Linked DNA regions of Homo sapiens: all the other regions are linked to region 1. A link is an interaction called in ENCODE POLR2A ChIA-PET data of the cell type or tissue named here. Cell type or tissue: HepG2. All regions are shown on one strand. Links, peaks and the distances in the headings refer to the core of each region. The heading gives the core; the rest is flanking DNA.

What was found. Peaks named below come from ENCODE experiments on the same cell type or tissue, not always from the same donor. Only the 100,000 strongest peaks of a DNase experiment are listed, where the experiment ranks them.
Region 2: POLR2A ChIA-PET joins it to region 1 with 9 read pairs; 1 of 35 experiments calls an interaction of 5 or more read pairs at or near these places.
Region 3: POLR2A ChIA-PET joins it to region 1 with 5 read pairs; 1 of 35 experiments calls an interaction of 5 or more read pairs at or near these places.

Annotation. Positions count from the first base shown.
Region 1 is chr19:2,863,373-2,870,995 of GRCh38, forward strand. ZNF556 (zinc finger protein 556) reads left to right here and starts at 3,963. Exons shown (of 4, transcript NM_024967.3): 1 at 3,963-4,052. The coding sequence starts at 4,050. In HepG2, for the core only: no CTCF peak of the experiment used is centred there; DNase peaks (open chromatin) are centred at 2,229, 3,699 and 4,459; H3K4me3 peaks cover 2,891 bases.
Region 2 is chr19:2,681,172-2,688,794 of GRCh38, forward strand. The region is part of intron 1 of GNG7 (G protein subunit gamma 7); the gene reads right to left. Among named protein-coding and RNA genes, the nearest start is that of GNG7, 18 kb to the right of the region's middle. In HepG2, for the core only: a CTCF peak has its summit at 4,945; a DNase peak (open chromatin) is centred at 4,810; H3K4me3 peaks cover 633 bases.
Region 3 is chr19:2,542,077-2,549,699 of GRCh38, forward strand. The region is part of intron 3 of GNG7 (G protein subunit gamma 7); the gene reads right to left. Among named protein-coding and RNA genes, the nearest start is that of GADD45B, 70 kb to the left of the region's middle. RefSeq lists enhancers at 1,953-2,772, 2,773-3,591, 2,987-3,036, 3,117-3,166, 3,700-3,839 and 4 more and a silencer at 2,137-2,226. In HepG2, for the core only: no CTCF peak of the experiment used is centred there; DNase peaks (open chromatin) are centred at 4,755 and 5,195; H3K4me3 peaks cover 966 bases.

The DNA.
Region 1 (7,623 bases), core at 1,627-5,626:
GAGAATTCCTACTTTTGCTCCTTTGCTAAACCTCTGTATGCCGTCCTCTCACGTGCTGCCTCAGAGCCTAGTATCTGCCCCTCAGAGATATTGACCTTCTTTGTTTTTTTTTTTGTTTTGTTGTTGTTTTCAGACGGAGTCTCTCAGGCTGGAGTGCAGTGTCGCGATCTCGGCTCACTGTAAGCTCCGCCTCCTGGGTTCACATCATTCTTCTGCCTCAGCCTCCCAAGTAGCTGGGACTACAGGTGCCCGCCACCATGCCCGGCTAATTTTTTGTATTTTTAGTAGAGACAGGGTTTCACTGCGTTAGCCAGGATGCTCTCGATCTCCTGACCTTGTGATCCACCCGCCTCAGCCTCCCAAAGTGCTGGGATTATAGGCGTGAGCCACTGCACCTTGCCTCTTTATGCACTCTTAACCTGTCTCTTCTCATTCCTTCGTCACCACTGGACTTTGGGTACCCTACGGGTGATGTTAAGGCTGGTCCCCAACAATTGTTATTTGTGGAAACTTTCCAGTACCCACGTATAGCCAGCAGCCCCTTTAAGGGAACATAACTCTCCCTGGCTGGCCAACAAATAGCCCGGAGCCAAGCAGTCATCAGCTGTCGAGTCTGCCAGGGAGCGTTGTCCTTCACGGAAAGCATCTAAAGCATTAGCTCTCTGCTGCGTGTGGTTAGAGTGTGCTGAACGTTTTCCGATGGCTTCATGGTTTGAGTTGACAGGATGACATCATGTGTGCCTAAGGCAGTGCCCGTGGTGGCCCAAAAAGTATGTGCAATGAGCAGAAAATTAGCACACTTGTCTCAAGAGGAGGTTTGGGAGTGGGTGTGAGATGGAGCAGGGACTCCCTCTTCACGGCCTGTGGATCTCCCAGGCATAGAAATAAAGAACAATCTTGCTTTTCTTCAAGGTAAATTTCAGTCACCTAGTTAGCCCCAAGAAGTAAATATGCAACTTGATAAGCAAGAAGGTAACGGTAGCCTAAAACAATAGCCAAGGAAGCTAGAAGCATCGGATGTGTAGTTCTCCTGTAGAAACTAAAGATGGTGGCCGGGCGCGGCGGCTCACGCCTGTAATCCCAGCGCTTTGGGAGGCTGAGGCGGGCGGATCACGAGGTCAGGAGATCGAGACCATCCTGGCTAACACGGTGAAACCCTGTCTCTATTAAAAACACACAAAAAATTAGCCGGGCATGGTGGCAGGCGCCTGTAGTCCCAGCTATTCGGGAGGCTAAGGCAGGAGAATGGCGTGAACCCTGGAGGCAGAACTTGCAGTGAGCCCAGATCGTGCCACTGCACTCCAGCCTGGGCAACAGAGCGTGACTCTGTCTCAAAAAAAAAAAAAAAAAAAAAAAGAAAGAAAAAGAAAAAGAAAGAAAGAAGCATGTGTTATGGGTTGTACTCTAAGGTGCCAGTAAGTCTGATGATCAGGACAAAGTAGGGGGCCCTAAAGGCTGGGGTCGAGCCTAAGTAAAGCTGCACACAGTGGAGAAGACCCGTTTAGAAGACCATGTGTGGTCTGTAATGTCAGCAAGGTTTGTTTGAGCCATCAGTTCTAGGAGGCCTCTAGCCCGAGAGTATAAGAGAGCAGAAAGTTGCTTTGAACGCCTTGTTCAAGAGCCCAGCGTTGGCCAGGCATGGTGGCTCATGCCTGTAATCCCAGCACTTTGGGAGGCTGAGACAGGTGGATCACGAGGTCAAGAGACCAAGACCATCCTGACCAACATGGTGAAACCCTGTCTCTACTAAAAATACAAAAATTAGCTGGGCGTAGTGGCGGGCACCTGTAGTCCCAGCTACTGGGGATGCTGAGGCAGGAGAACCGCTTGAACCCGGGAGGTAGGGGTTGCAGTGAGCTGAGATTGCACCACTACACTCCAGCCTGGTGACTAAGCGAGACTCCATCTCAAAAAATTAAAATAAAATAAATAAATAAATAAATAAATAAAAGAGCCCAGTGTTGTGTTGGAACAGGAATTAAAACAGATTAAAGAATGTGTAAGCAGAAACTCAGTTGTATGTAAGAAAACCCAATTCCCCCTGAGAACAAGAAAGAGCTGGAGTCTTTTAAAAATTAACTGCCTGTTTTTCTGTGGCTAGTGAGCCTTATCTCTCCTCCCTTCCCAGGCATTGTGAAGGCCCTGTTTCCCTAGTTGTGCAGCTGCAAGTTCACTAGACAGATAAACTCAAGTTGCAAAACATGTTTTGCCTTGAAAAGTAAGAAATGATGTAATGCACGTCTCAATTAATTGAATAACTCTCTTTGTCTCTCGCTTCTGTAATATGCTTCCCCCTGCACAGATCTCCCCCGGCCCCACAAAATGCTTCAAAGGTAACTTAACTCTTTGTTCAGGGCTCAGTCCTTTGGGTGTTAATCGGACTGGGCTGGTGCAGCTAAATAATAAATATCCTCCTGAACCCCATCGGTCTCTCTGATTCCTTATCAATCTCGCTACAGTGTCGTTTGAGAAAAGAACTGAGCACCTTGATCACTGTCAGTAGCATCTGTAACCCCAAGGGAAGGGCGGGTCTTGGTGAAACCCTGTATTGTGGCTCAGCAGGAGAACGTCTGGTGGGATTGGTAAGGAATATTTGCATTTAAGTGGCTTCCGTGATCACAGTATACGGAATAGCCTCTGCAAAGGTGGGCGGGGACCCTATAAAATCTATTTGCTCTCAGCCCTACCAACAGGCTTCCAGGGATTATGCCTCCTTGATTATATGTCATTTGCCTGTAGACTATTCATCTGCCTGCACATTGAGCGCTCAGCTGTGGTGTTTGAGTTTTCATAGGTACACAGATATTCGTGACCTTGATTTTTACTTGAGAAACTGTGAGGCAAAATATCCCCAGAGTGCTTTAACCTCAAAATATTGACCTAGGATACAGTTGTTGCCACAGTTTTTTTTAAGTGTGTTTTCGGTTTTTTTGTTTTGTTTTGTTTTCTATGTTTTTGTTGTTGTTGTTGTTTTTGAGACGGAGTTTCCCTCTTGTTGCCTAGGCTGAGTGCAGTGGGGCAATCTCAGCTCACTGCAACCTCCGCCTTCCAGGTTCAAGCGATTCTTCCCCCTTAGCCTCCGAGTAGCTGGGATTACAGGCACCCACCACCACACCCGGCTAATTTTTTGTATTTTTAGTAAAGACAGGGTTTCATCATGTTGGCCACACTGGTCTCAAACTCCTGACCTCAGGTGATCCACCCACCTTGGCCTCCCAAAGTGCTGTGATTACAGGCATGAGCCACCGCGCCCGGCTGGCTAGACCATTGCTAATGGCTCAAGAGTTCAGTTCTAGCAATTGTGCTGACCCTAGTTAGGGAATGGTAAAGCTTTCGTTGGTCACTCACTTGACCCCATGGGCCTCCCCAGGTGTCTACTGGTCAGGAGAGAGAGGGGACCTCCTCCAGTGTCATGGAATCTGACAACAGACTGAGGACAGAAGAAGCTGCTTTTTTCTACGGTGGATACCCCAAGGGCCCAGGTTTCCCTCTAAGTCAGTACCACTTTCATTTCAGGAAGGAGACCACCGTGGATGGGGGCTGCTGCCTGCAGGACCCGAGACCTGAAAACTGACCAATCAGGCAGCTGGGGTGGGGCCTAGAGAACTGACCAATCAGGGGAGTTGAGGTGGAGCATCCGGATGAGAACTGTCAATCAGGGGGGTTGGGGCAGAGCCTGGAGACCTGTCAAATCAAAGGAGCTGAGGCAGGGCGTGGAAACATGACCAATTAGGAAAGCTGGGGTGGGGCCTGAAGAACTGCCCAATCAGGGGAGCTCAGGGGATAGCAAGCTGACCAACCAGAAGAGGAGGGGCAGAGTCTAAAGAACTGTCCAATCAGGGGAGTTGGGATGTGACTGGTGAACTCTCCAATCAGAGATGAGCAGAGAAGAGAACCATCCAATCACAGCCCCAGGGGCGGGGCGTTGCTGTCCTCCCTGCAGAGCACACCCGGCCTGCCCTGAGTGACCACAGGTGTCCCCGTCGTGCTCACCTGCACCGGCTGCGAGGAGCAGGGAGCTCCTCAAAGAGCTCAGGAACGGACAGGACATGGTGAGTGCAGGGCAGGAGCCGAGCCGGAGCCGGAGCCCTGGGAGGGGAGGGTTGGAAGCGGCCAGAACACGCTGAAACTCCCGGGGGAGCCGCCCGGAACCCCCATGCAGCCTCTGTCCCTGTGTCACCCCCGGGTCCTGCGGGGAGTTTCCTCCCCTGCCCCAGTCTTCATTCCCTGGAAAGTCGTAGTTGTCAGGACGCTGGGATGGAGGGGAAAAAAAGGCAGAAATGACTCCTGCCCTGTGGGGTCTCGCGAAGTTAATTGGAAGAAAAACTAACCCAAAGTACAAAAAACAAAACAAAAAAAAAAAAAACCTCACCCCAGCGAGGCGGTGCAACAGCCCCAAAGCAGAATGCGCTTTGGATGCAGACTTTGGGCCCAGGCCCACGTCCCTGGGAGGGGCGAGGGGTGGACAGGTGGTGCGGGCGCTCCACGTGGCGGCACGGGCTGGCCTGACCCCAAAGGCCCGCAGGCCGGACTCCAGCCCAGCCGCCCCTGCCTGGGCCTCTCTCCTTCTAAAGATTGATTTGGTTACTTGAGCCTCAGATTTTTTCAGTCAATGGAACATACAGTAAATAATAGAGTTTGAAAGATAAAATATTTCCAAGGAGGTGAATTTCAGAAAAAAATAAAGTTCTCGTCTTACATTCCATTTGTTAAAAATTCTAGCGTGCCTTTTTTTTTTCTTTTTATTTTCTGTTCCTTTTTTGCCCGTGTGGTTAAGTTTCTCACATCTGTTGTTTTATTTTCGGTGATGACAAATGGGATTCCAGGGCTTAGCCCTTGACGGGGCTCCCGGGAAAAAGAATCGCAGAGAAAGAGAGAAAATCTCTCTTTTATTATGACACGCCCCGAAATGAATACATTCCTACAAGAAAAAAATGTTTGGTATATAATTTGGTGAATTACAAAAACTCGCTAAAATATCAGTTATTCTCCTTTTCCAGGATGGAGAATTTGTGATAGATGATAATTCTGTTCTTTTATTTTTTGTTTTTATTTTTTGAAACGGAGTCTTGCTCTGTCACCCAGGCTGGAGTGCAGTGGCGCGATCTCGGCTCACTGCAACCTCCGCCTCCTGAGTTCAAGCGATTGATTCTCCTGCCTCAGCCTCCCCAGCAGCTGGGACTACAGGTGTGTGCCACCACGTCCAGCTAATTTTTGTATTTTTAGTGGAGACAGGGTTTTACCATGTTGGCCAAGCTGGTCTCCAACTCCTGACCTCAGGTGATCCACCCGCCTTGGCCTCCCAGAATGCTTGGATTACAGGCAGCATGTGCCACCATGACTAGCTAATTTTTTTTTTTTTTTCAGATGGAGCCTCGCTCTGTCACCCAGGCTGGAGTGCAATGGCGCGATCTCTGCTTACTGCAACCTCCGCCTCCTGGGTTCAAGCGATTCTCCTACCTCAGCCTCCCGAATAGCTGGGATTACAGGCACGTGTGGCCACACCCAGCTAATTTTTGTATTTTTAGTAGAGACGGGGTTCCACCATGTTGGCCAGGCTGGTCTCGAACTCCTGACCTCAGCTGATCCACCCACCTCAGCCTCCCAAAGTGCTGGGATTACAGGCGTGAGCCACCACACCTGGCCCCTTTATCACTCTTTTATATTCACTCATAGGGATATATTGTTAGTGTTCATTAATTCCACTGCTTGCTAGTGACTATTCGGGTATTTTCAAATTTTTTCCATTGTGACCAGTGCCCCTAAAGACATTATTACATGTGTGTCCACTTGAATGCCTTATTCTCAGCTGCACTGCAGTATATCCTCATCCTCTCCCCAAGAGCCTGGTCCACATATTACCGCCTACATCTCAGTTGCTGGTAACTCCATTATTCCAGCTTTCCTGTGTGAAATAATTAGTCTTCCTTGATTCTTCCTGCTCTGTCTTGCCCCACCTTGAGCCCATGAGGAAATTTTATATCTCCTCTTTTTTTAAATTTTTTATTTTTTGAGACGGAGTCTTGCTCTGTCACCGACGCTGGAGTGCAGTGGCGCGATCTCAGCTCACTGCAAGCTCCGCCTCCCGGGTTCATGCCATTCTCCTGCCTCAGCCTCCTGGGTAGCTGGGACTACAGGTGCCCTCCACCACGCCTGGCTAATTTTTTTGTACTTTAGTGGAGACGGGGTTTCACCTTGTCAGCCAGGATGGTCTCAATCTCCTGACCTCATGATCCGCCCACCTCGGCCTCCCAAAGTGCTGGGATTAACAGGCGTGAGCCACCGCGCCCGGCCTAGATCTCCTCTTATGCTGCTCTTGCACAGGACTGCACTGTGACACCCAAGCTGACACGCCTACTTCTCATCTAGTGCGGCTTTCGCCTCCTAACTGGTGTCCCGGTGTCTGTATGTGTCCCCTATGATCTAGTCTCAGCTGTCAGATGAGATCACTGCTCTGTGCAAAGGCCTGGAGGAGTCACTCAGAGCCAAAGTCCTTACTGTGGCTGATGAGTTCCCCACAAAGTGATGTGCCTCACTTCCTGTCACTCGACCCCCCTTGGCTGTCACTCCCCATTCCCCTCTGTCCAGTCACACAGGCTCTGGCTGTGCCTGAAAGAGCCAAGACCCGCTCCTTCCATAGGGCCTAACCTCTGGCTGTTTCTCCCACCCAGAACAATTTTCTCCTTTCTATATTTTTTCATTGTATACTACATTCGCCATGATTAATTTAAATTGGATCACATCTGAAAGCTTCTCTTGTCGCTAATTTCAGGGAACAGATGACATTTTACTATTTTGGGTTGGGCCCCCATGCCTGTAATCCCAGCACTTTGGGAGGCCGAGGCAGGTGGATCAGTTGAGGTCAGGAGTTCGAGACCAGCCTGACCAACATGGTAAAACCCTGAGTCTACTAAAAAATAATAATAATAATAAAAATTAGCCAGGCATGGCGGCACACACCTGTAATCCCAGTTAGTTGGGAAGCAGGAGGATGGCTTGAGCCCAGGAGTTCAAGGCTGCGGCGAGTTCTCATTGCGCCATTGCACTCCAGCCTGCACAGCAGAGTGAGACCTTGTCTCTAAAAAATTTTCTGGCCAGGCACGATGGCTCACGCCTGTAATCCCAGCACTTTGGGAGGCCGAGGCAGGCAGATCACTTGAGGTCAGGAGTTTGAGACCAGCCTGGCTAACATGGTGAAACCTCATCTCTACTAAAAATACAAAAATCAGTTGGACGTGGTGGCACACGCCTGTAATCCCAGCTACTCGGGAGGCTGAGGCAGGAGAATCGCTTGAACTCTGAAGGTGGAGTTTGCAGTGAGCCGAGATCATGCCATTGCACTCCAGCCTGGGCGACAGAGTGAGACTCCATCTCAAAAAAAAAAAGGCCGGGCGCGATGGCTCACACCTGTAATCCCAGCACTTTGGGAGGCCGAGGCAGGTGGATCACAAGGTCAGGAGATCGAGACTATCCTGGCTAACACGGTGAAACCCTGTCTCTACTAAAAATACAAAAAATTAGCCAGGCATGGTGATGTGTGCCTGTAATCCCAGCTACTCGGGAGGCTGAGGCGGGAGGATCACTTGAACCTTGGAGGTGGAGGTTGCAGTGAGCCGAGATCGC
Region 2 (7,623 bases), core at 2,469-6,468, 180 kb before region 1:
GCAACCAACTTTTTTTATTTTATTGTTTTTGAGACGGAGTCTTGCTCTGTTGCCCAGGCTGGAATGCAGTGGCACGATCTCGGCTCACTGCAACCTCCACCTCCCAGGTTCAAGCGATTCTCCTGCCTCAGCCTCCCGAGTAGCTGGGACTACAGGCGCCCGCCACCACGCCCGGCTAATTTTTTGTCCTTTTAGTAGAGATGGGGTTTCACCATATTAGTCAGGATGGCTTCGATCTCCTGACCTCATGATCCGCCCGCCTCGGCCTCCCAAAGTGCTGGGATTGCAGGCGTGAGCAACCTCACCCAGCCGGTCTCCAACTCTTGGACTCAAGTGATCCTCCCACCTCGGCCTCCCAAAGCGCTGGGATCACTAGCATTAGCCACATCACCGGGCCAGATCCTTCTTGCGCAGTGTTTGTGTGGACATACGCTTTCACTTCCCTTAGGTGTACGTCTAGGAGTCAACTCACAGGGTCATATGGAAACACTGTATGTAACCACTTCAGGAACTGCCAGGCTGTTTCCAGAGCAGCTGTACCACATGATGTTCCCAGCAGCGACGCATGAGGATCCCCGTGTCTCTACCTCCCCGTGAGCCCTTGTGATTGTTTGTTGTTTTGGTTTTTTTAATTCTAGCCATCCTACTGGGTGTGAAGTGGTATCTCACCATGGCTTTGATTTGCATTTCCCTGAGGACTGATGCGGAGCATGTTTTCAAGTGAAACTGATAGTTTCTGTTTCTTTGTTTTTGTTTGAGATGGAGTCTTGCTCTGTTGCCCAGGCTGGAGTGCAGTGGCGCAATCTCAGCTCACTGCAACCTCCGCCTCCCAGGTTCAAGGGATTCTCCTGCCTCAGCCTCCCAAGTAGCTGGGATTACAGGCGCGCGCCACCACGCCCGGCTAATTTTGTATTTTTAGCAGAGACTGGGTTTCACTATGTTGGCCAGGCTGGTCTTGAACTCCTCACCTCAGGTGATCCACCCACCTTGGCCTCCCAAAGTGCTGTGATTACAGGCGTGAGCCACCGCGCCCGGCCTGAAGCTGATAGTTTTTAACATGAGGGGTCCTGGTATAATCAACTCCACAGCTAGAAGGAAGCCGGAGTTTTACCTGGAAAAATGTGCAAGGAAACGTGGCTGGTTCCATCACGGAGATGAAAGAGTTTGTGCAAAATGCAGACAGAGCCATCTCATAAAAGAGCTACAGGGCGAGCTGGGCACGGAGGCTCACACCTGTCATCCCAGCATTTCGGGAGGCCAAGGCGGGCGGATCACGAGGTCAGGAGTTCGAGACCAGCCTGGCCAACATAGCGAAACCCCGTCTCTACTAGAAATACAAAAATTGGCCAGGCGTGGTGGCACGCACCTGTAGTCCCAGCTACTCAGGAGGCTGAGGCAGGAGAATCACTTGAACCCGGGAGACGGAGGTTGCAGAGATCACACCACTGCACTCCAGCCTGGGCAACAGGGCGAGACTCCATCTCAAAAAAAAAAAAAAAAAAAAAAAAAGAAGAGCTACAGGGAGGCAGGGGTCATCCCTGCCCCTGCTCCCACCCCATCCGGTGAAGTCTCCCACTCCACGCCATGAGCCTTGGTTTCCTCATCTGAAGACAGAGCCTCAGAAGAGCTGCCAGGGGTTGCTCTGGGGGTAACTGCAATGCTGGGGTGAGGGGCAATCGGAAACCTGCAGCTGCAACTGTAGGAGTGAGGGAGGCATTCAAATAACAGTCTACTGCATTCTAGAAGATTCCATCCTGGGCTCACTGAATAAGGACTCCCGGCAGGACACGGTGGCTCACGCCTGTAATCCCAGCACTTTGGGAGTCCGAGGCGGGCAGATCACGAGGTCAGGAGATCGAGACCAGCCTGGCCAACGTGGTGAAACCCCATCTCTTTAAATTTTGTAAAAATACAAAAATTAGCTGGGCGTGCTGGCGCATGCCTGTAATCCCAGCTACTCGGGACGCTGAGGCACGAGAATCGCTTGAACCCGGGAGGCAGAGGTTGCAGTGAGCCGAGATTGTGCCACTGCACTCCAGCCTGGGCGACAGAGAAAGACTCCGTCTCAAAAAAAAAAAATAGAGATGGGTTCTCACTATGTTGCCCTAGGCCAGCCTGGGTGGGAGGCCAGGCTGGTCTCGAACTCCTGACCTCAGGTGATGTGCCTGCCTCGGCTCCCAAAATGCTGGGATTACAGGTGTGAGCCACCACTCCCGGCCAAGACCCGCATCTCTAATTTTTTTAAAAAGACTATTTTCCCCGGAATACCTGCTAGATACTCTCCACGCCTTCTGTGTGGTCTTCTTACCTGCTCTTGAGGTAGGAGCCTCTTCTACAGATAAAGCCAACAAACAAAAACGATGCTCAGGCCAAAGAAGAAGATGCAGGCTCTGATAAAGACTGGCAGTGGGGAGGCGGGTGGGAGCCCGGAAACTTCAAGGTGTCACTGAAGCACAAGGTGACATCAGACAGGGAGAAGAAACAGGGGAGCTGGAGCAGGCGGAGATGGTGAAAGCCTGAACCGAGGGCATTCCAGGTGAGGAGAAAAACAAGAGAGAGACCCTGGAGGAGGAGGGAGGGAAATTAACTGAGCTGTGAAAAACCTGCCTGGGGCTGACCGGCTCTTGCACAGGGACGGGCCAGCTCGGGCAGGGACGGGCTTGCTGCCGGGAGGTACCCGTGCAGAAACAAGAAAGGAGCTCCTGCAGGGGCTGGCTAGGGAGCTGGTGGACAGCATCGGCCAGAGGAGCTCAAATCCGCCCTCAGCCCCAGGGGGCCGAGCTGCAAAAGCGACGTCAAATGGACAAAAATCCCACCGGGCACAGAAGTGCGACCAGCAAGTCTATGGGTTTAAAAATAAATGATGGGGCCGGGCGCGGTGGCTCACGCCTGTAATCGCAGCACTTGGAGAGGCTGAAGCCAGGTGGCTCACTTGAGGTCAGGAGTTCGAGACCAGCCTGGCCATTTTTTTTTTTTTTTTTTTGAGATGGAGTCTCACTCTGTCGCCCAGGCTGGAGTGCAATGGTGCGATCTCGGCTCACTGCAAGCTCCTCCTCCTGGGTTCAAGCAATTCTCCTGCCTCAGCCTCGCGAGTAGCTGGGATTACAGGGGTCCGCCACCACGCCCGGATAATTTTTGTATTTTTAGTAGAGACGGGGTTTCACCATGTTGGCCAGGATGGTCTCGATCTCTTGACCTCGTGATCCGCCTGCCTCAGGCTCCCAAAGTGCTGGGATGACAGGCGTGAGCCACCGTGCCCGGCCCGCACCAGTGCTGTTGATGGAGGCCCCAAAGTGGTAGCGACACAAGTGACCCTGGACGGATGCACGGATCAACGTAGCGTGGTCCATACACACCCCGGAGTATGATTCAGCCTTCAACAGCAGGCAATCCTGACACAGGCCACGATGAGGATGCACTTTGAGGACCTCAGTCTCAGTGAGAGAAGCCAGGCACAGAAGGACACATCCTCCGTGATCCACTCCTAAGAGGTTCCCAGAGCCCTCAGATTCACAGAGACGGAAAGTAGGATGGGGGCCGGGCACAGTGGCTCATGCCTGTAATCCCAGCACTTTGGGAGGCCGAGGCGGGTGGATCACCTGAGGTCAGGAGTTCACGACCAGCCTGGCCAACATGGAAAAACCTCGTCTCTACTAAAAATACAAAAATTGGACGGGCGCAGTGGCTCACGCCTGTAATCCCAACACTCTGGGAGGCCGAGGCGGGTGGATCACCTGAGGTCAGGAGTTCAACACCAGCCTGGCCAACATGGAGAAACCTTGTCTCTACTAAAAATACAAAAATTAGACAGGCGTGGCGGCACACGCCTGTAATCCCAGCTACTCAGGAGGCTGACGCAGGAGAATCGCTTGAACCCAGGAGGCAGAGGTTGCAGTGAGCCAAGATCGCACGACTGCACTCCAGCCTGGGTGACAAGAGCGAGACTCTGTCTAAAAAAAAAAAAGAAAGAAAAAAGAAAATAAAGTAGGATGGGAGTGCCAGGGGCTGGGGAGGGGGCTGGGGAGTCTGTGCTTCATGAGGACACAGTTTCAGTTTGGGAAGATGAGAAAGTTCTGGAGGGGACAGTGGTTGGTTAAATGTACCCAAAAAATGGTTAAACGGGGAAATTTTATGTTACATGTAATTTACCACAATGAAAAATGAAGAGAAGGCTGGGTGCAGTGGGTCACACCTGTAATCTCAGCACTTTGGGAGGCCGAGGCTGAAGGATAGCTTGAGCCTAGGGGTTGGAGACCAGCCTGGCCAATATAGCAAGACCCCATCTCTACAAAAAAATTTAAAAATCAGCCGGGCGTGGTGGCATGCACCTGTGGTCCCAGCTACTTGGGAGGTTGAGACAGGAGGATGGCTGGAACCCAGGAGGCAGAGGCTGCAGGGAGCTGTGATCGCACCACTGCACTCCAGCCTGGGTGACAGAGGGAGACCCTGTCTCAAAGTAAAGTAAGGGAAGCAAAACAAAAGAAAGTGAGAGAGGGGAAGCAGCTGAGAGTCAGAGACGGGGGACAGGGTGGGAAGTCACGAGGCCCCGTCCACTGTGTGTCAAACGTCGGATGCCCAGTAACGTCCGTGACCGCCCGGTGTCCTCCTCCCGAGACGAGGGCCTGGTGGGCAGGGGACGGCCTTGAACACCCAGCGACACCCTGCCGTTGTTTGCCCAGTGAAAAGAGGCCACTAAGAAAAGGGCCTTGGCAAAACAAAGGGCCCCATTCACTGTCCCCGCGAGAGGAGGCCTGAGCTCTTTCTCGCCAGAGCTCTCCTGTCCCGGCCCAGTTTCACTTTCCAAGGACACTCCAACCCCACCTCAGCCCCCACCGATATCCTGCTTTCCAACAATCCTCTGCCTTTACCAGACACTTCATCAGAGCGAGAATGTGGACCCAGGGGTGTCATCTTGGTCCCAGAGGCCAGGGGGCAGAAAGTGCCAGCTGTCAGGCAGTTTCCCAGCCGTGTGTGGTCTCTGTCTCAGCATTTTTTTTTTTTTTTGAGACAGAGTCTCACGCTGTCGCCCAGGCTGGAGTGCAGTGGTGCGATCTCAGCTCACTGCAACCTCCGCCACCCGCGTTCAAGCGATTCTCCTGCCTCAGCCTCCCGAGTAGCTGGGATTACAGGCACCCGCCACCACGCCTGGCTAATTCTTGTATTTTTAGTAGAGACGGGGTTTCACCACATTGGCCAGGCTGGTCTCCAACTACTGGCCTCAGGTGATCCACCCACCTCGGCCTCCCAAAGTGCTGGGATTATAGGCGTGAGCCACCGTACCCGGCCTCCCCCCTCCTTTTTAAAAATGTTGCATCTCAGGCAAAGCTGCGCTCAACACCCCGGCCCGGTGCCTGCTTGCTTCAGTCTCCAGCACTGGGATCCCGGCCAATCCCCGCAACACATTCGGGACCGGCAGGACGCATATGTCTCCAATCAGAAGGGAGATGTCTCTCCTGAGCTCTCTTCAGTGTTTGCCGCCAAGATGGGGAAGACGACGAGTTTCCAACACCCTGAAACGATCCCAAGGAGCGGAGCCTTTGTAGGGTGGGGTCAAAAGAGACTTTACTTACTTTTTTTCTTTCTTTTTTTTTTTTTTTTGAGACAGAGTCTCGCTCTCTCGCCCAGGGTGGAGTACAGTGGCACGATCTCGGCTCACTGCAAGCTCTGCCTCCCAGGTTCACACCATTCCCCTGCCTCAGCCTCCTGAGTAGCTGGGACTACAGGCGCCCGCCACCACATCCAGCTAACTTTTTGTATTTTTTAGTAGAGACGGGGTTTCACCGTGTTAGCCAGGATGGTCTCGATCTCCTGACCTCGTGATCCGCCCGCCTCGGCCTCCCAAAGTGCTGGGATTACAGGCGTGAGCCACCGCGCCTGGCCACTTTTTTTCTTTTTTTTTTTTTTGAGACAAGGTCTGGCTCTGTCACCCACACTGGAGTGCAGGGGCATGATCTTGGCTCACTGCAGCCTCAACTTCCTGGGCTCAAGCGACCCTCCTGCCTCGGACTCCCGAGTAGCTGGGATTACAGGCATGCGCCACTATACTCAGTTAATTTTTTTCTCTTTTTTGTAGAGATGGTGTCTTACTATGTTGTCCAGGCTGGTCTCAAGCTCCTGGGCTCAAGCAATCCTCTCATCTTGGCCTCCCAAAGTGCTGGGGTTAGGCTGGGCATGGTGGCTCACACCTGTAATGCCAGCACTTTGGGAGGCCGAGGCGGGTGGATCACCTGAGGTCAGGAGTTCGAGACCAGCCTGGCCAACATGGAGAAACCCTGCCTCTACTAAAAATACAAAATTAGCCAGGCATGGTGGCCCATGCCTGTAATCCCAGCTAGTTGGGAGGTTGAGGTAGGAGAATCGCTTGAGCCCGGGAGGCAGAGGTTGCGGTGAGCCGAGATCGCACCATTGCACTCCAGCCTGGGCAACAAGAGTGAAACTCCATCTCAAAAAACAAACAAACAAAAAAAAGTGCTGGCATGACAGGAGTAAGCCACCAGCCTGGCCAAGAAGTTTAAATCATGATGCCGGGCGCGGTGGCTCACGCCTGTAATTCCAGCACTTTGGGAGGCCGAGGCAGGCAGATCACATGGTCAGGAGTTCGAGACCAGCCTGGCCAACACGGCGAAACCCCATCTCTACTAAAAATACAAAAAATTAGCCGGGCAAGGTGGCACGCACCTGTAATCCCAACTATTTGGGAGGCTGAGGCAGGAGAATCAGTTGAACCTGAGTGAGCTGAGATCGTGCCACTGTACTCCAACCTGGGCAACAAGAACAAAACTCTGCCTCCAGATAAAATAGCCGGGCGCGGTGGCTCACGCCTGTAATCCCAGCACTTTGGGAGGCCGAGCTGGGCAGATCACAAGGTCAGGAGATCGAGACTATCCTGGCTAACACGGTGAAACCCCGTCCCTACTAAAAATAACAAAAAATTAGCCGGGCATGGTGGCGGGTGCCTGTAGTCCCAGTTACTCGGGAGGCTGAGGCAGGAGAATGGTGTAAACCCAGGAGGTGGAGCTTGCAGTGAGCCAAGATCGCGCCACTGCACTCCAGCCTGGGCGACAGAGCGAGACTCCGTCTCAACAAAAGAAAAAAGAAATCATGATGCAAAGATGAAAAGCAAAGTTTGCCGTACGAAGGATGGAGTCGGTGTCAGTGCTCTGGGGAAGTGGGGAGTTCCCTCAGCAAGAATGACCTCAGAGTAGCTGGTAGGTGGGCTAAGGCCACCTGGGCTGGGAGAACCAGGTTAACAGCACCAGTAGGAAGTCACCAGGGTCTCAAGGATCCCCAGCAGGGAGAGAGCAACAGGGCACCTCACCCCTACGTGTTCTTTCCCGAAACCCGTAACCCCGGTCTGATCACGAGAGAAATATCTGACAAACCTAGATCAGAAGTAAGTCTGCACAATACCCAGCCGGTCCCCCTAAGACCGTCCAGGTCACGAGAGGTAACGAACATCTAAGACATGGTCCCAACCTGGAAGAACCCCCGGAGACGAGCCGGCTAAATGTCACGTGGGATTCTAGATGGGTCCTGGGGCAGGAAAGGACATTAGGGGAAGATTAATGACATTTGAATAAAGTGTGGAGTTGAGAGAAATGAACCCATTGTTAGCCGGGCACA
Region 3 (7,623 bases), core at 2,469-6,468, 320 kb before region 1:
CTAGGCTCATGGGAGGCAGCGCTGTGTGTTCTTTTTTTTTTTTTTTTTTTTTTTTTGAGATGGAGTCTTGCTCTGTCACCCAGGCTGGAGTGCAATGGCGTGATCTCGGCTCACCGCAACCTCCGCCTCCCAGGTTCAAGTGATTCTCCTGCCTCAGCCTCCCGAGTAACTGCGATTACAGGCGCTCACAACCACATCCAGCTAACTTTTGTATTTTTTAGTCGAGACGGGGTTTCACCATGTTGCCCAGGCTGGTCTTGAACTCCTGGCCTCAAGCAATCCACCCACCGCGGCCTCCCAAAGTGCTGGGATTACAGGTGCGAGTCACCGCGCCTGGCCTGGGGTGGGTTTTTTCATTTGTGCACTGAATGTTTATTACTGACAGCCAGCAAGGAAAGGGGGACTGCGCCCTACGACTGCAAGGAAGTGAATTCAGGAAGAACCTGAATGAGCTGGGGACGACAACTGGAAGCTTCGCGTCAGACAGCAGGCGGCTCACGTTTCAGTTTCAGCCTGGGAGACCCTGGGCAGAGGACGTCATTGCACCATGACCTCCAGAACTGTAAGCTCAGGCAGGCGTGTTGCTCTAAGCCACCACATATGCAGTAGTTTCTTATGCAGTGTAAGGAGCTGATACGCAAGGCCAGGATGGGACTGGTTGGGGTCTCCAGGCTGGAGGGCCCCCCGGTGAGCAGGCATGGGGTCCCACAGCCCAGGACAGCTTCAGCTCTTATTTGCCATCTGCTGCTGCTAGGTGTTAGACGCTGGACTGAGCATGCTGCACACATCATCTCTGCTGTTTTCCTTTTTTTTTTTTTTTTTTGGTGGTTTTTGTTTTGTTTTGTTTTGTTTTTGAGGCAGAGTCTCGCTCTGTCACCCAGGCTGGAGTGCAATGACGCCATCTCGGCTCCCTGCAACCTCCGCCTCCCAGGTTCAAGTGATTCTCCTGCCTCAGTCTCCCGAGTAGCTGGGATTACAGGCATCCACCACCACACCAGGCTTATTTTTTATTTTTATTTTTTTGTAGAGACAGGGTTTCACCATGTTGGCCAGGCTGGTCTCAAACTCCTGATCTCAAGTGATCCACCTGCCTTGGCCTCCCAAAGTCCTGGGATTCCATGTATGAGACGCCGTGCCTGGCCTCCTTTTTTTTTTTTTTTTTGACACAGGGTCTTGCTCTGTCACCCAGGCTGGAGTGCAGTGGTGCAATCACAGCTCACTGCAGCCTTGACCTCCTGGCCTCCAGAGATCCTCCCACCTCAGCCTTCTGAGTAGCTGGGACTACAGGTGTGCACCACCATGCCCGGCTAATTTTTAATATTTTTTCTTTTAGAGCTGGGGCCTCACCGTATTGCTCAGGCCAGTCTCAAACTCCTGGGCTCAAGCAATCCCTCTGCTTCGGCCTCCCAAAGTGCTAGGATCCCGGGCATGAACCCCCGCTCCCGGCCTGCAATTTTTCTTTTCACAGCCCTGAGATGAGGGTGCAGCATTAAAACCCGTGCAGAGGGTGGCTGCTTCTCCATGAGCCGAGCAAACCGTCCTCCCATGGCTGCTTCCTGTAAACCGGCTCCTAAGGCCAGCGGGCGTTTGCTCTCCTGACGGCACAGGAAGTCAGGCTCAGCGAATTCCAGCTCAGAGCGGGCTCTGGCGGCTTCCAGGCAGCTCCACAATGAGGCGGCTGCGCTTTTCCAGTCTGCTCATCAAAGCAGAGCCAGCCTTGTGTGGCGCGGCGTGCCGGGGTGAGTCAGCCCCGGGGGAAGGTGGCCTTGAAGGCGGGAGGGGCGGCCGGCCTGCAGCAGCAACGTGAGAACAGAAGCAACCTTCATCTGGCTCTAAAACTTCCAGAACCAGTAGCTTTATAGCTCGCAGAGCTCCTGGACTCTTTCCTCCTGGGGGTCTGGCAATCCCCCACCTCTCACCCCTCCAAACCTCTGCCTGCCTCGAAAAAGGAAAGAAAAATAAACCCCAAGCAACAAAACCAGCAACCAGATTTGGCAGGAGGGGAGACAATGCTTGGAGTGGAAACGTCAGCCCTTCCCCGTGGAGGGATGACTGCTTCTGAGAACACAGTGTTCAGAGACAAGAGAGACAGGGTGTTATGTTTAGAGAGGAAAAGATCCAAACCCAAACAAAATGGAACAGTAGTTTGGGAGAGAAGAGAAGGCTCCGAGGCACTGTGAGGAACAAGTCGCCTTCGTACAGTGGCTGGGGCAGCTGGGTTTGCAGAGAGCTGTGTCCCTGGGCACCTGCGTCAATGTGCACATCTGCACGCCTGCTGTGGGCACGAGGGCCTCAGCCATGAGCACCCCCGGGAGCCATGAGGACCTCAGTGCATCTCACAGAAGCCCCTGAGGACAGTGTGCAGTGGCGCGATCTCGGCTCACTGCAACCTCCGCCTCCCGGGTTCAGGAGATTCTCCTGCCTCAGCCTCCTGAGTAGCTGGGGTTATAGGCGCCCCCCACCCCCACCACGCCCAGCTAATTTTTGCATTTTTAGTAGAGATGGGGTTTCACCATGTTGGCCAGGTTGGTCTCAAACTCCTGACCTCAGGTGATCTGCCCACCTTGGCCTCTCAAAGTGCTGGGATTTTAGGCATGAGCCACCGTGCTGGGCCAACAGTGGCTCTTAATTGGGGGGGTGGGTGATTCAGCCCCGCCAGGAAACCCTGGGCGATGCCTGAGACATCTGTGGTTGTCGGGGTTGGGGGAGCTCCTGGCATGGAGTGGGTGGAGGCCAGGGGCGCTGCTCAGCAACCGTAAGTGCCCAGCACAGCCTCACCCCAGAGAAGGATCTTACCCCACTGTCCACAGTGCTGAGGGAGAAGACCCTGAGTTAATTATTTGGGGAAAATGGGGTTCAATCCCTACCCACACTAGAATAAGCTCCCAACGGGATGGATGGTGTGAACCAGGGGGACCCCCAACTCCTGGGATTCACCTCCTCTCTCCCTCCCAGCTCGGTGTGGATTTCATTGTGTGCAGCCTCCTGGGACCTCAGCACAGCAGAGGATCATGGGACGCAGAGTCTCTTGGGGGTCCGTGGAATCCCCTATCCCTGGGGGTTTCACCTAGAGGTAATTCCGTCCCCCAGGGGACCCTGGGCGCTGTCTGGCGACATCTGTGGTTGTCGTAACTGGGGGGTGCTCCTGGCATGGAGTGGGTGGAGGCCAGGGATACTGCTCAGCACCCTGCAGTGCCCAGGACAGGCCCACCTCAGAGAACAATCTGGCCGCCATGTCTACAGTGCCTAGGGGACCCTGGTTTAGACTCTGCAGAAAGGTGCACACATAGGCCGGGCACGGTGGCTTATGCCTGTATTTCCAGCACTTTGGGAGACCGAGGCGGGCGGATCACTTGACGTCAGGGGTTCGAGACCAGCCTGGTCAACATAGTGAAACCCCATCTCTACTAAAAAAAAAATCAAAATTAGCTGGGCATGGTAGCGCATGCCTGTAATCCCAGCTACTCAGGAGGCTGAGGCAGGAGAATTGCCTGAACCTGGGAGGCAGAGGTTGCAGTGAGCCAAGATTGCGCCACTATACTCCAGCCTAAGCAACAAGAGCGAAACTGTCTTAAAAAAAAAAAAAAAAAAAAAAGGCCAGGTGCAGTGGCTCATGCCTGTAATACCAGCACTTTGGGAGGCTGAGGTGGGTGGATCACCTGAGATCAGGAGTTTGAGACCAGCCTGGCCAACACGGTGAAACCCCCTCTCTACTAAAAATACAAAAAAATTAGCCGTGAGTGGTGGTGGGCACCTGTAATGCCACTACTCAGGAGTCTGAGGCAGGAGAATTGCTTGAACCCGGGAGGTAAAGGTTGCGGTGAGCCAAAATCGCGCCACTGCACTCCAGCCTGGGCAACGGAGCGAGACTCTGCCTCAAAAACAAAACAAAACAAAACAAAACAAACAAACGAAAAAGAAAGGTGCACACAGCTTCCAGAGCGGACACAGGGCATCAGGGTGAGAAGGCACAGGGCAACGATCAGGCGTTGATGTGTCCCCTGGCAGCTGGGATGCAGGCCCCCCACGGCCTGCCATGTTCTCACCAGGACGCCAAAGAGGGGACCCACGCAGAGCCCGGGGAGCCCGACTGAAATGGAAACTTCAATACAAGAGACAGGTCTGAGACTGGCCACACCTGCTGCCCGCTCCACAGAACCCCAGGGCCCCCTCAGCAACCAGGGTCTGCATGCAGAGACCCTGCACCCAGCGTGGGCACCCACCCTGCACCTGCAGCCTCTCCAGGGCCAGGTCGCCCAGCAGGGCCTGGGAGGGCGGCTGTGTGTGGGGCCTTCCGTGCCAGCTCTGACCGTTGGTGGCTCTGTGACCTCAAGGCAGGGCCGTGGGGCCCAGGGCTGCGGGCGGGAGGGCCTCTGCCACATGGAAGGGAGGGCCGCACTGGCTGGAAAATAGTGCCTTGTGACTGTCCCTGTCAGTGTGGGCCCTTTGCTCTCAGGCTAAATCGGTCCCCGGGGCAGCTATATTTAGAAGGGGCTAAAGAGAGGGAATGAATGAGGTGCCCACGAGAAAGTGAAAAATAGACCAGCGGGGCAGGTCCCGCCGCTGCCTTCAGCCGGAGCTTGGAGCCTAAGAATGAGCCGGCTTGTTCAGACAAAGAGGCCGCGACGACAGAGGGTGACGCGCCGCCAGTGTGGGTTTGGTCGCCGCGGTGACGGGAGCAGGAGAAAAGAAAAGCTGCTCTCTGTCCACCCGGCGGTGGGGTCGGCGGGGGCGGGGGATGACCACGGTCATGTGAGAGTTTGCAAGCCCGGGAACCGGGGCCGGGCCAGGACACTGAACCCCGTGGCTCCTGTCACTCCAGTTCTGGGCTTCCCGGCTGAGGAAATGCTGTCACCCTGGCCCCGGGCCAGGGCAAGGGGCAGCGCCGGCCTCGTGACGGTGGTGCTCGGGAGCTGAAGGGCAGGAGGGTTAGGAAGAGAACAGAGGGCAGTACCGGGCCTTCCCACCTCAGCACAGGTGGGTCTTTCTCCACGCATGCCCCCCCCCCAGAAAACTCCTACACATCCTGCAAAGCCCCACCGATGTCATCCCCTCTGAGAAGCCCCTGATTGCAACCATCTATGCACAGCCAGGCTGCACTAAAACCCCTTCTCCGCACACTGGCAGCTCCCTGGACGTTCGTTGTGTCCTGTGACATTGTGGCTGCTGCACACGACCCATGTTTCTCATCTCACAGCTCTGGGCTCAGAGTCCAACATGGGCCTCACTGGTTTAAAATCAAGGCACAGGCAGGGCTGGTCCCTCCTGGAGGCTCCAGGGGAGAATCTCTTTCCCGCCTTTCGCCTAGAGGTGCCCGTATCCCTCGGCTCGGGACCCTTCCTCCCCCTTCACAGACACAGCACAGCCTCTTCAGTCTCTCTCTGACTCTCACCCTCCTGCCTCCTCTCGTGAGGATCCTGTGAGGTCACTGCGCCCCCCCACCCCGGATCATCCACGGTGGTGCTCTCATGACTCAGGTGGTCCTTCACTCAATCCCACCTGCAGAGTCCCTTTTTCCATGTGTGGTGACACAGCCACAGCTCCCAGGGATTAGGACATGGATGTCTTTGAGGCCTTTGTTCTGCCAACCCCAGCACATCCCAGACACTGGGTACCAAAGATGCCACTTGGATGGAAGGGGCTGGAGGCCATGGTGCAGGGAGTTCACAAAGGGTGTTACTTCCTGGAACCCACTCTGTTCCCAGGGCCGATCTCCTTCCCAGGACAGAGGCTCCCAGGCCCAGGCAGCCCTCGGATGTGAAGTGCCTGCCCCACCTCCATCCATAGCAGGTGCTGCTGCTGTGCATGGGCACACGTGGCCTGGTAGGCCCACCCCTCTGGGCTCTGCAGCAGGGGCCGGCCCGTCCGGGCACACACATGGCCAAGGATGGACCTCGAGCCTGGGGTTCTCTGCTGTGGCCCGTGGGCTCCAGGTCACATCATCAGAATGGCTAGAGGTCACCAGTATCATGTGTGACATCTCCAGGGCCACCCCACTCCAGCCCTGGTGTTGTTAGAAAGTCCCGGAAAACTACAGGCCCAGGGAGCTTCTCCCTGAGGGCTAGGGATCATTACGGATGTTTTCATGTTAACAATGGAAAACAAAAATCAAAAAACAAAAACCAGGTATGGTGGCTCACGCCTGTAATCCCAGCACTTTGGGAGGCCGAGGAGGGCGGATTGCCTGAGCTCAGGAGTTCGAGACCAGCCTGGGCAACGTGGTGAAACCTGGTCTCTACTAAAATACAAAAGAAATTTGCTGGGTGTGGTGGCGGGCGCCTGTAATCCCAGCTACTCGGGAGGCTAAGGCAGGAGAATGCCGTGAACTCGGGAGGCGGAGGTTGCAGTGGGTTGAGATCGCGCCATTGCACTCCAGCCCGGGCGACAGAGCGAGGCTCTGTCTGGAAAAAAAAAAAAAAAAAAAAAACCTAGCCAGGCCCAGTGGCTCACACCTGTAATCCCAGCACTTTGGGTGGCTGAGGTGTGTGGCTCACTTGAGGTCAGGAGTTCGATACCAGCCTGGCCAACGTGGTGAAACCCCATCTCTACTAAAAATACAAAAATTAGCCGGGCCTGGTGGCGCTCGTCTGAAATTCCAGCTACTCGGGAGGCTGAGGCAGAAGAATCGCTTGAACCCACGTGGCGGAGGTCGCAGTGAGCCAAGATCGTGCCACTACACTCCAGCCTGGGTGCAGAGCGAGACTCTGTCTCAAAAAACAAAACACAACAAAACAAACAAACAAACAGCGACAACCCCCTCTCAAGAATAATCTGACCCTAATGTCAGAGATGCTGATACCCAGAGACCCTGGTCGAAGGGATGTTCCAGCCAGGAGCGGCTTTCTCGTGAACTGTGCATGTTGTTTGCATCCCGACAGGTTCAAGTGACAAAGCTGGGCAGGCTGAGGCCACCAAAGGGTTTCCTGGGTCCCTGTTCCTGCCACACACCTTGAATCCTCAATGCCAAGGCAACTGCAAACCCGAGGGACCCCAGGGGGGACACTAGGTCTGGACATGAAGGTTTGGCAGCAAACTGTCAGGACCCCCGGAGAGAACCCTGACTCCTGTGCCAACCCAACTGTGTCTGGCTCAACGCTCGACGCTCAAACACAGCAAACGGCAAGAAGGCAAGTCCAGGATATACGTTTTGGCAAAAATGGCAGCCGTGGGGGTGGAGGTGGAGGAGGACATGCACGGAGGGCTTAAACAGGGCTGTGTTTTTTTTTTTTTCTTTTAGATGGAGTCTCACTCTGTCACCCAGGTTGGAGTGCAGTGGCGGATCTCGGCTCACTGCAAACTCCACCCCCTGGGTTCAAGCAATTCTCTGCCTCAGCCTCCTGAGTAGCTGAGATTACAGGCGCCCGCCACCGCACCCGGCTAATTTTTGTATTTTTAGTAGAGACGGGGTTTCACTATCTTGGCCAGGCTGGTCTTGAACTCCTGACCTTGTGATCCACGTGTCTCGGCCTCCCAAAGTGCTGGGATGACAGACGTGAGCCACCGCACTGGCCGGGGCTGTGTTTTCATCTGGAGGTTTGCACGGGGCCGGGGCATTGTAAGGCTAAGCATGGGAATTTCAGTCTCTCCCCCAGAACCTTCTGGAGAGACACCACTGCAGCTACC